Linked DNA regions of Homo sapiens: region 2 is linked to region 1. The links are chromatin contacts, found by Hi-C in ENCODE. All regions are on one chromosome and are shown on one strand. The core of a region is the stretch at or near the end of the contact, and the rest is flanking DNA. Distances in the headings are between cores, read along the strand shown.

Region 1 (5,343 bases), core at 1,872-4,371:
TTTTTTCCCATTTGTTATTGTTCACATTCAAAAGTTATTGAATTTTGCATGTTGATCTTGTAATCAGTAGCCTTGCTGAATCCTTTTTTAGTTCTAAAAGATTTTCTGTTGATATCTATGCATTTTCTTTGTTCTTTCTTTCTTATTTTATTTTATTTATTTATTTTTTTGAGACAGAGTTTTGCTCTTGTTGCTCAGGCTGGAGTGCAATGGTTCGATCTTGGCTCACTGCAACCTCTGCCTCCCAGTTCAAGTGATTCTCCTGCCTCAGCCTCCTGAGTAGCTGGGGTTACAGACACGTGCCACCACACCTGGCTAATTTTTTTGTATTTTTAGTAGAGATGGGGTTTCACCATGTTGGTCAGGCTGGTCTCAAACTCCCGACCTCAGGTGATCCACCTGCCTCGCCCTCTCAAAATGCTGGGATTACAGTCATAAGTCTCCGTGCGCCACCCATCTATGCATTTTCTATGCCTAAAAATAATAAATTTTCACTTCCTTTCCAAACCTTATGCATTTTATTTATTTGTTGCTTACTGCATTCGCTAGTATTTTCTGTGTAAAGTTGACTGGGGTGGTGATGGCTGCCCTGCTTGCCTTTTCTTGGTTTTAATAGGGATAATCCAGAAAGATGTGATATGATTGCTTTAGGTTTTTGATAAAAACCCTTCATCAAATTAAGGAAGTTCTCTTCCATTTCTAGCTTCCTAAGAGTTTTTCTTTTAGATAAGAGAAGGTGTTGAATTTATAGAATAAAATGTGTCATTTTATTTCTTTTTGATCTATAAATGTTGTAAAGTTCTCCTGATGGATATTTCTGACATTCTTACCTTCCTGGGAAACATCAAAATTAGTTGTGATCGTTAAAAAAAAAATACTCTGGTTGGATTCCATTTGCTAATATTTATTCAGGAATTTTAATCTACATTATAAGTGAGATAACCTATAGTTTCTGTCTCTTGTACTGTCCTTGTTTCATTTTGGTGTTAATTCTACACTATCTAAACTCAGTGGCCTACTGTCCTTTTCTGTTGTCTGGGAAGCTTATATAAGATAGCAATGACCTTTTCCTTAAAGGTTTGATGAAATTCACTGCTGAAATCAGCTAAGACTAGTGTCTTTTTGGGGAGGTGGCTTGAGGGCAGGTATATTTGATTGTCAAATCAATTTCTTTAATGCTAATTGTTTTATTCAGTTTTTCTATTTTAAAATTCAGCCAATTTCAGAATAGACATAAAATTGTGCCACAGATTCCCTTATGATTTTGTTTCTGCTGCATATGTGGTTACATTATATTTTCTATTCCTAATGTTTATTTGTTCATTTTTCTTTATTTATCAGCCTTAATGGGGATTTATTTTATTAGCATTATTTTTCTTTTCTAAGACTCATTCTGTCATTTCTATTTTACTTTTGTTTCCTTTTCTTATTTTTTTGTTTTTATCTTTAATATTTCTTTCCATCACATTTTTTTTGCCTAAACTCGTTGTTCTTTTTCTATCTTCTTGAATTGACATGAGTTCATTTATTTCATCTTTCTTATGGTTCTAAAAATATTTGTAGTGCTATAAATATTTCCCTTAACTATTGCTGTACCCTAAGTCTTGGTATTTTTCTGTGCTTTCATTAATAATCAGTTTTAAAATACTGTATTATTTTTAACAGCTTCATTGAGATATATTTCACACCCTATACAACTCATCCATTTAAAGTGTATAACTCAATGGCTTCTAATATATTCACAGAGTTGTTGATATGGTTTGGCTGTCCCTACTCATATCTCATCTTGAATTGTAGCTCCCATAATTCTCACGTATTGTGGGAGGGACCCAGTAGGAGATAACTGAATCATAGGGGCAGTTTTCCCCATACTGTTCTTGTGGTAGTGAATAAGTTTCATGAGATCAGATGGTTTATAACCATCTTTTCGCTTGGCTTTCATTCTGTTTGCCTGCCACCATGTAAGATATGGCTTTGCTCCTCCTTACCTTCCGCCATGATTGTGAGGTCCCCCCAGCTATGTTGAATTTTGAGTCAATTAAACCTCTTTTTTTAAATAAGTTACCCCATCTCAGGTATGTCTTTATCAGCAGTGTGAAAACGGACTAATACAGTTGTACAACCTATCATCACAATCAACTTTACTTACTCAGTTATCAGTTGATGCATACTTGGGTAGTTTCCAGTTTGGGCTATTATAAATAATGCTGCTATGAACATTTGTGTGCAAGTTTTTGTGGACATGTGATTCATTTGGCGTGAGTATATATGAGGAGTAGAATTGCTAGGTCATTTGGTAACTTTATGTTTAAGCTTTTGAGGAACTGAAGACTGTTTCCGAATGACTGTACCATGTCAGTGTAAGAGGGTTCTAATTTTTCAACATCCTCACCAATGCTTGCTATATTTGTCTTTTTTACTATAATCATCTTAGTGGCTGTGAAATGATATTTCGTTGTGGTTTGATTTGCATTTCCCTGATGGATATTTAAGGGTACTCCGTGATACTGGGTTGATCATTCTATTTCCAGGTGACTTCACTTCTAGGTATTTTTTCATTTATGTTTCCTAAAAAATTAATTTTTAAAGAGAAAAATCATCATAGGATACTCAAATTTCCATTTTAAATTTAAGATCACAGGGTTTTATTCTTTGGTTTGTATTTGGATCTCTTTTTCTCTCACATTGAAAATCTGGTTTCTAATGACATTAGCATAATTACATATTTGTTTCATTCTACAAAATACATATAATAGTTTCACAAGAACAAAACCAATATTTAAAAATTTTGTTCTATTCTTTTTGTCCTTATTGTATGCCAAACTGGATGTACAATTAGATTACTGCAATGCACCAAATTGGTGGTTCTTAACAGGAAACAGCTGCAATCCTAAGAATCTTTGAGAAGCGTCCATCAGCTGTCTAAGCATGCAGCAATGAAGCAGGTGGTTCTCAAGTATTCACTGGGCATATCAGGTCTGCCCCAACACCTGGTTACATCCTTATTTGGAGACTGATAGCCTCAACTCTTCCCCTACCAATCAGATTTCATGGGACTGCAAACTTTAACACAGAGTAATACAGAGAAGGGGATGCTGGGAAATGCAGTTTCAGGCTTCTACCTTACACAATTCAGAGAAGACTGTAGGAGGAAGTGGTGATGATGCCAAGCTGATACAGACACAGACACATCCATTCAGTGCATCAATCTTTATGTCTTCTCTTGTCTTACTAGCCTCCAGGAAAATGTTGAATGGAAGTACTGAGAGTGAACATCTTTGTCCCGTTCTTGATTTTATAGGGCATGCTTCCAACAATTCTTCTGTAAGGATGTTTTTTGTACATACTTTCTCAGGTTAAGGAAGTTTATTCACTTCTAATCCTAGTTTACTATGTTGTTTTTTTTTTTTAAATCATGAGTTAGTGTTGAATTTATCAAATGCTTTATCTGTAACTATTGAAACAATCATATGATCTTCTTTCTTAATCTTTTAAAGTGGTAAATATCATTTGATTATCTTTTCATCCTGAACCATCCTTGCATTCTAGGGATAAATCCTAAATGATTTTTTAAAAATAGATCTCTGGATTTCGTTTGCTAATATTATGTTAAGACTTTGATAATGTCTGTGATTGAGATTGGCTTGTGATTTTCCTTTCTTATCTTCCCCTTGTTTGGTTTTGGCATCCAGGTTTTACTAGTTTTATGGAATTCTTACTACAGCCACAGGCCCTGCATGAGACAGGCCATCACTACTTCTCTAATCGCATTTCCTACCACCCTCCCTGTTACACACTCTACTCAGTCTTACAGGTTCCATGCTGTTTCTCAGACAAATGAGTGCACATCCCCGCCTGACCACCCTCTCTTAAAGCTCTGTCTCCTCAATCTCTTTCATTGTTCTGCTTAGCTCTTATCATTACCTGATATATGATCAACTTACTGTGTTCTGTCTCCCTCCCTCTTCCAGAAGGCAGTGTCTATGAGGGCAAGGACTTTGCCTGTTTTGTTCCCTGTCATTCCCTCAGCACAGTGAACCATATTTATCAAATAATAAATATTTGTTCATCAGTGAATAAATGAATATATTTATCCATGTTTGAAGAAAAGAGGAAGGTTTCTGTACGTGATCCACTCAGAAGTCAGATTTTTCATTTGAAAAAATTGTAACTTCTATTTATACTAGAAAAGGGAGGAAATTCTTACACATAAGCAGCATGCAGAGAAATACTGCTGAAGATATCAGTCTGCTCTGCTGCAGCTGGTAGCAGGAATAAGACTGATTGGCCAACTGTCCATTCTATTCCAAACTTTCCTTGTCTTTTTCCAGCATCTCAGTTGGTTGAAATTCTTTGCTTGAGAAAGAGACCTACGTTTTCAGTCCTGAGGAGTTTGAGTCCTTGGTGATGCTGCCCATGTGGGGTTGATGTGTAGTGCTTTGTTAACCTTGACCATGAAGCAGGCAGTACAGACATCCTAAGGGGTACCCCTGGGCATCCATGAATACTGCTCCGGCTCCCACTGTGTAGCTCTCCCAGCGCCCTTGATAGTGCCAGTCTCTCCAGAAATCACTGGGGCCTCCCTTCTTGCTTATCCCCTCCATGACCTGAGGACATTGAAATGCCAGGCAGCAGTTTCAATGTCTACTCAATGAAACTGGTAATGGGTTCACAGCTGTGGGGATTGTTATTTAACTTCCTATGTGTGTGTTATGGTGTTGGGGAAAAACAGGCATGCAGAGTATAGCTATAGCTCTTTCTATCATCAAATGGCCCTCTAGCAATTCCACTCCTAGGTATATATCCAAAGGAATTGAAAACAGCCAGGAGCGTGTAGCCTGTGCTTGTAGTCCCAGTTGTGCAGAAGACTGGGGCAGGAGGATCACTTAAGCCAGGAGTTTGAGGCTGAGTAGGCAATGATGATTGCTCCTGTGAATAGCCCCTGCACTCCAGCCTGGGCAACATAGCAAGATCCCATTTCTTAAAAAAAAAAAAAGAATTGAAAACTGGTGACCAAACAAATCCATGTACCCACATGTTTATAGCTGCACTATTCACAATAGCCAAAAGGCAGAAACAGCCCAGATGTCCATCAATAGATGAATGGATAAACAAATTGTGGCATAGACATATAACAGAATATTATTAAGCTATAAAAAGGAATGAAGTACTGATTCATGTTACAATACGGATAAACCTCAAAAACATAATGCTAAGTGAAGGAAGCCATGCACAAAGGTCACATACTATAGGATTCCATTTATTTATTTATTTATTTATTTATTTTAAGACAGAGTCTTGCTCTGTCACCCAGGCTGGTGTGCAGTGGCACGATCTCGGCTC
Region 2 (5,343 bases), core at 2,046-4,545, 130 kb after region 1:
AAGACATGGGGAGGAGACACAGTGCAGACCAAAGGAGCAGCCAAGCTAAAGGCAACTTTTTTCTAGGACTTCGGGGTCCTAAGTAAACTTGTGGGCAGTGAACATGCTGGAAGTGTCTGGACTGTTCAGGTGGAGAACAGGCAGTACAAGGGACGAAAAGCAAATGTCCAGATGGCGATTAGTGGAGGCCTTGGGGGTGGAAGATCTCAGGGCTCACCCCTGTGGTTATCATCTTAGTGAGGGGGCTAGTGTGGACTTCAGGCCCAAGGAAGAATAATATTTTATTCTTTACAAAATAGTGCATGAAAGATTAGCTCTGAGTCTTTATAATCTTATCATTGGCTTCAAATTTCAATCCCATATTATACTTTCCAAGTATATTTTGTTAAAATTTCCTTAATTCATAATATTCTAATCAGCAATGAGTTTCTATCCACATGTCTATGAGCACATATATTAATTTAAAAATCTGCATTGCTCTTGTATGAATGAAATATAAAGAAACTGAACTTCTAACGAATGAAAGACGCTGGATGAAAAGATAATATTTTATCTGAGTTTCAGTTCAGTCATATGTCTGAGAATGAGTTTATCTAGCCCATAAGCCTTCTGCTTTCCTTTCAGTTCTTTTTTTTCCACTGCCATTCATAGGTTTTTTAAAGATCTTTCCATTCACTTCTGCAGGACTCTGCTAAATAATGCTGGTTGCTTGCAGCTTAGCCCTACCCTGGAGATGTGGCTCCTCCTGGCAGTCCTGGCGACCCACACTTTGGACCCCATTCACCATCTCATTGTTCTGTGACCCACTTCTGACTTCTCCAGCCCTTTTCTTTATTTCATTTCACCTAAGCCCAAATAGCAAGTCTCACGCTCAAATCCTGCTCTGTCCTTGCTTTCCGCCCTGAATCTGTCCATTTGTCCTTTTGCAGCTTTTATTTCTTCCCATCTTTTTCTTTTCATTTCTTTTTTTTTTTTTTTTTTTTTTTTTGAGACAGAGTCTCACTCTGTCACCCAGGCTGGAGTGCAGTGGTGCGATCTTGGCTCACTGCAACCACCACCTCCTGGGTTCCAGCGATTCTCCCGAGTAGCTGGGACTACAGGTGGGCATCACCACACCCAGCTAATTTTTGTATTTTCAGTAGAGACGGGATTTCACTATGTTGGCCAGGCTGGTCTCAAACTCCTGACCTCAAGTGACCTGCCTGTCTCAGCCTCCCAAGGTGCTGGGATTCCAGGTGTGACCCACCGCGCCTGGCCATATTTATTTCCATCTTTCCAAAGACTGCAGAAATCTGCCACTTGAGAGAGGCTGGCCTTGTTTTCTCTCGACTCAAATCTCCTCCTGGTTTTCTAAGCTCATGAAAATCTCTATGTGACATTTTTTTATTTGCAGTTTTAAGCTATCTATATATTTTTAAGTCTTCACCTTTAAACCTTCACTGACTTCCCTTTGCAGGTGCACTGTCATTTTGGTAACTCAACACTGTCTGCATTTTATTTTGGTGCATGGGCGGGGGGCTCTGGCTTCGATTTAGTCCTTCAGACACATACAGTGAAATAAATAGGTACTCGACGATAGTATGTGTTGTTGCTGTGTAGTTCTTTTGCTCCTGAACAGCAAATACCATTGGACTTGGCATTGTCCTACTGTGGCTGCAAGCTGTGTCTCACCACAGCTAACGCCAGTGCAGAGGAGCCATGCCACGCAAAGGTCCCCTGCGGCAGCACCAGCCTGAAGCTCTTCAGTCATGAAAATCAGGGAACACGTCATTGATGACTGTCCTGGTCCTGGCACAGGTTTTACCAAAATGCAATCAGGTTTCGCCAGAAATGCAGTCATGTGACTCCTTTCTTCTCTGAGGGAGGATGGTGTTCATGAATGCAATGGTAGCATATGACATTTTTAGTTGCCCCTAACCATGTGGCCCTAAAAATACTCCATTTAGGTCAGGTGTGGTGGCTCACGCCTGTAATCCCAGCACTTTGGGAGGCTGAGGCAGGTGGATCACAAGGTCAGGAGTTCGAGACCATCCTGGCCAACATGGTGAAACCCCGTCTCTACTAAAAATACAAAAATTAGCTGGGCGTGGTGGCGGGCGCCTGTAGTCCCAGCTACTCGGGAGGCTGAGGCGAGACAGAATTGCTTGAACCCAGGAGGCAGAGGTTGCAGTGAGCCAAGAGCATGCCACTGCACTCCAGCCTGGGCGACAGAGCGAGACTCTGTCTCAAACAAACAAACAAACAACAACAACAAAAAAAACACAAAAAAACTCCATTTAGTAGCTTTGAAAATTCCAAGTTTCCTTTAAAGAAGGGAGGTAAGGAAGGAAATTATGATGCATTTAACAGCCACGTGAAGTAGACAGTCTCATTTTAGAGATCAGAAAACCAAGGGTAGAGAGTGAGTATCACAATAGGTGGCCACAAGCCACAGTGGGAACTCAGGGAGCTTAGGTCAGGATTCCAAGCTTTCTCAAATAAAAGTTGCTACCTTGGCCGGGTGCGGTGGCTCACAACTGTAATCCCAGCACTTTGGGAGATCCAGGCGGGCGGATCACGAGGTCAGGAGTTCGAGAGCAGCCTGGCCAACATGGTGAAATCCTGTCTCTACTAAAAATATAAAAAATTAGCCAGTCACAGTGGCACATGCCTGTAGTCCCAGTTACTCAGGAGGCTGAGGCAGGAGAATCACTTGAACCCAGAAGGCGGAGGTTGCAGTGAGCCGAGATCACACTGCTGCACTCCAGCCTGGGCAACGGAGCGAGACTCTGTCTCAAAAAACAAAAAAAAAGTTGCTACCTTTACACAAAGGATGAAAAAGTAGGAAAGAGACTGCAGGAAAGGAATGTGAGAGAGGAAAAACATAAAGAAATTTCAAATTTGTGAATACACCTTTCCCCTAACTCATGTGTTGTTCATGATTAGGACTAAGTGCTGAAGCCAGAGGTGACCCAAATTCTTAGGAGCAGAGGAGGACAGAGGCAGGCAGGTAGGCCGATTCCTGCTGGTTCTCTGTGTTACTTTTGCTCCCATAACCTCCCCTACATAGGTTGGTTTCAGATTCTCCAATAAAAATGTATGTTAAAACTGTAAAAACAATAAAACATGCAAATCTCTTCCATTTGCAGCCAATTGTTACCATGCAGGTATTCTTCCTGGCAAATATTCAAATGTCACCAGCATCACGTGCTTAATATTATTTTAGTCAATATGATTTGTGTCAAAATCGCCTGAATTCAGTGATTGTTGGATCTCATTATCACCAATGTAGGTCCTCACACCACACCCCTCACTGCTGATGAACTCACAAGAAAGACTTCATACTTTAAGAACTAGTATTTTCTTAGAAAAGGAAGAAAAAAAGCAGTTCTCAGTAAAAGATAAACCACAGAGCAACTGGGTTCAGATGAGTTGTACACATTAAACCACACACACACACACACATAAACACACACACACACACACACACACACACACACTATGAAAATGATGTTGAGGCATTGTCTAATCCACAAATGTGAGTAAGTTCATAATTTAGGAGTTAAAACGAGAACCCTACTCATGACTTTTCCCGGCACTGAGAATGCACTGAAGAATGATGAAATCACACTCCAGATTACCCCATTTGTTCTCCTGACAGCTCTGTGGACCATTATCATATAGAGGCCCTTTGCTTGGTGAGACCCTGACCACTTGACATTCTTTCTCAGAGCGGGCTGGTCAGAGTTCTCTCGACGGCAGAATCTACAGGGCCCACCTCAACGCACAAGGAAGCCCCAGGCCCTCAGGGACCTCTAGGTCCCAAAAAACAGTGTCAGATAAAGAAATTAAGAGGGGGCTGGGAGAAGCACTCTGTCAAATAGAAAGCCTATCCACAGAAAACTTAGGGATGAACAGAGCTAAGATGGGCTGATGACCTTGAAGTTGCAGCCAAAATGATGAGGCCAGGTGGGCTTGCTGGCCAAGAAATGCAATCTCAAGAGTGGGCCATGGCTGTGATGCCCAAGCCTTTTTGTGATAAAGCTAAGAAATACGGGAGAAATGGAAGGGAGAGGGGCAGAACAGACAAGGAAGATGGGAAGCAAGAAGGACAGGAAGTGCCAGCAGACACCAGCAGCAGGGACGAGTGCAGAAAGTGTCAGACAATCCATGAATTGGAGGAGGACACCCAGTGAGGAGGGAAAAGGGATTGGACTGTGCCACCATCTCTGTAGGGGAGGTGAGACAAACGTCCGGTGCAGCTCGGAAGATGGCCTGGAAGGCCTAACCCTTCCACCTGCCTGACTCCTGACACCACGACATACACAGTTATTTTTAAAGTGTTTAAAATATAAACCACATTCATGGGAACTTGAAGTCAGGTCTCACCCTGACATCCATCCATCTGTGTATTTTCAAGGTTGACTCAAATGTTGAAAAGTCACCTGTGATGTGTTGTACCATTTGAGCTTTTGACAAAAACTATAAAGAAGCAAATTAAACCAGGAGGGAAATTTCTAGCTGCCACACTAATCAAAAACTGTCGGGTAATAAAAAAAAAAATCATGCTAAAAATAAAATTACATTTCGGGCCCTAAGGCTCATTTCTTTTCTTTTTTATTTATTTATTTATTTATTTATCTATTTTTGAGACATACGCTCACTCTGTCACCCAGGCTGGAGTGGAGTGGCACGATCTTGGCTCACTGCAACCTCCGCCTCCTGGTTTCAAGTGTTTCTCATGCCTCAGCCCCCCAAGTAGCTGGGACTACAGGCATGTGCCACCATGCCCAGCTAATTTTTGTATTTTTAGTAAATGGGGTTTCACCATGTTGGCCAGGCTGGTCTCAAACTCCTGACCTCAAGTGACCCACCTGCCTCTGCCTCCCAAAATGCTGGGATTACAGACGTGAGCCAGTGTGCCTGGCCTCCTAAGGCTCATTTCTATAAATAATACTTCCCCAGAACCCAACTCTAGAAAGCGATAATCATCCCTTAATGAATTCTCTTTTATATATATTATTGTGATGGTCATATTATTGCCCCATATTTGTCTTGATGTTTTGGATTTCAAATGGACAAGGCATCCCACCCTTTCTTGCAATTTAGAGGCATCGTCCCTTGGCAAGATACAGAAAGACTTGCTGGTAGAAATACGAATCACCATGCCATTTAGAAAGCAATCTGGAAATGTCTATTCCAATCTAAAAATCTATTCTTTTCTTAATCAAGTCATCTCACGTCCTGTAAGCACAGAAATGTTTATTACAGTATTATTTGTCATAGCTACATTCAATAATTCATGCTACAGTCAATCAAGGAATAGTACGCAGTCATGAAAAAACAAAAGAGGGATTTCAGCAA

What was found. A loop is a pair of places that touch in the nucleus more often than their neighbours do. Pooled maps may share reads with other maps.
Region 2: a pooled map shows a loop between it and region 1 (2.6-fold over the local background). The contact joins two enhancer-like sites. A Hi-C loop is called at or near these places in 2 of 37 single-sample maps with no recorded cell type and 4 of 50 pooled maps.

Annotation. Positions count from the first base shown.
Region 1 is chr18:63,076,275-63,081,617 of GRCh38, forward strand. No RefSeq gene overlaps it. Among named protein-coding and RNA genes, the nearest start is that of BCL2, 240 kb to the right of the region's middle. Within about 2 kb of position 3,122, at least 2 of the 41 ENCODE cell types and tissues checked have a DNase peak (open chromatin) inside an H3K27ac peak, as active enhancers do.
Region 2 is chr18:63,210,101-63,215,443 of GRCh38, forward strand. All of the region lies in intron 2 of BCL2 (BCL2 apoptosis regulator), which reads right to left. Among named protein-coding and RNA genes, the nearest start is that of BCL2, 110 kb to the right of the region's middle. RefSeq lists enhancers at 3,996-4,496, 4,216-4,445. Within about 2 kb of position 3,296, at least 3 of the 41 ENCODE cell types and tissues checked have a DNase peak (open chromatin) inside an H3K27ac peak, as active enhancers do.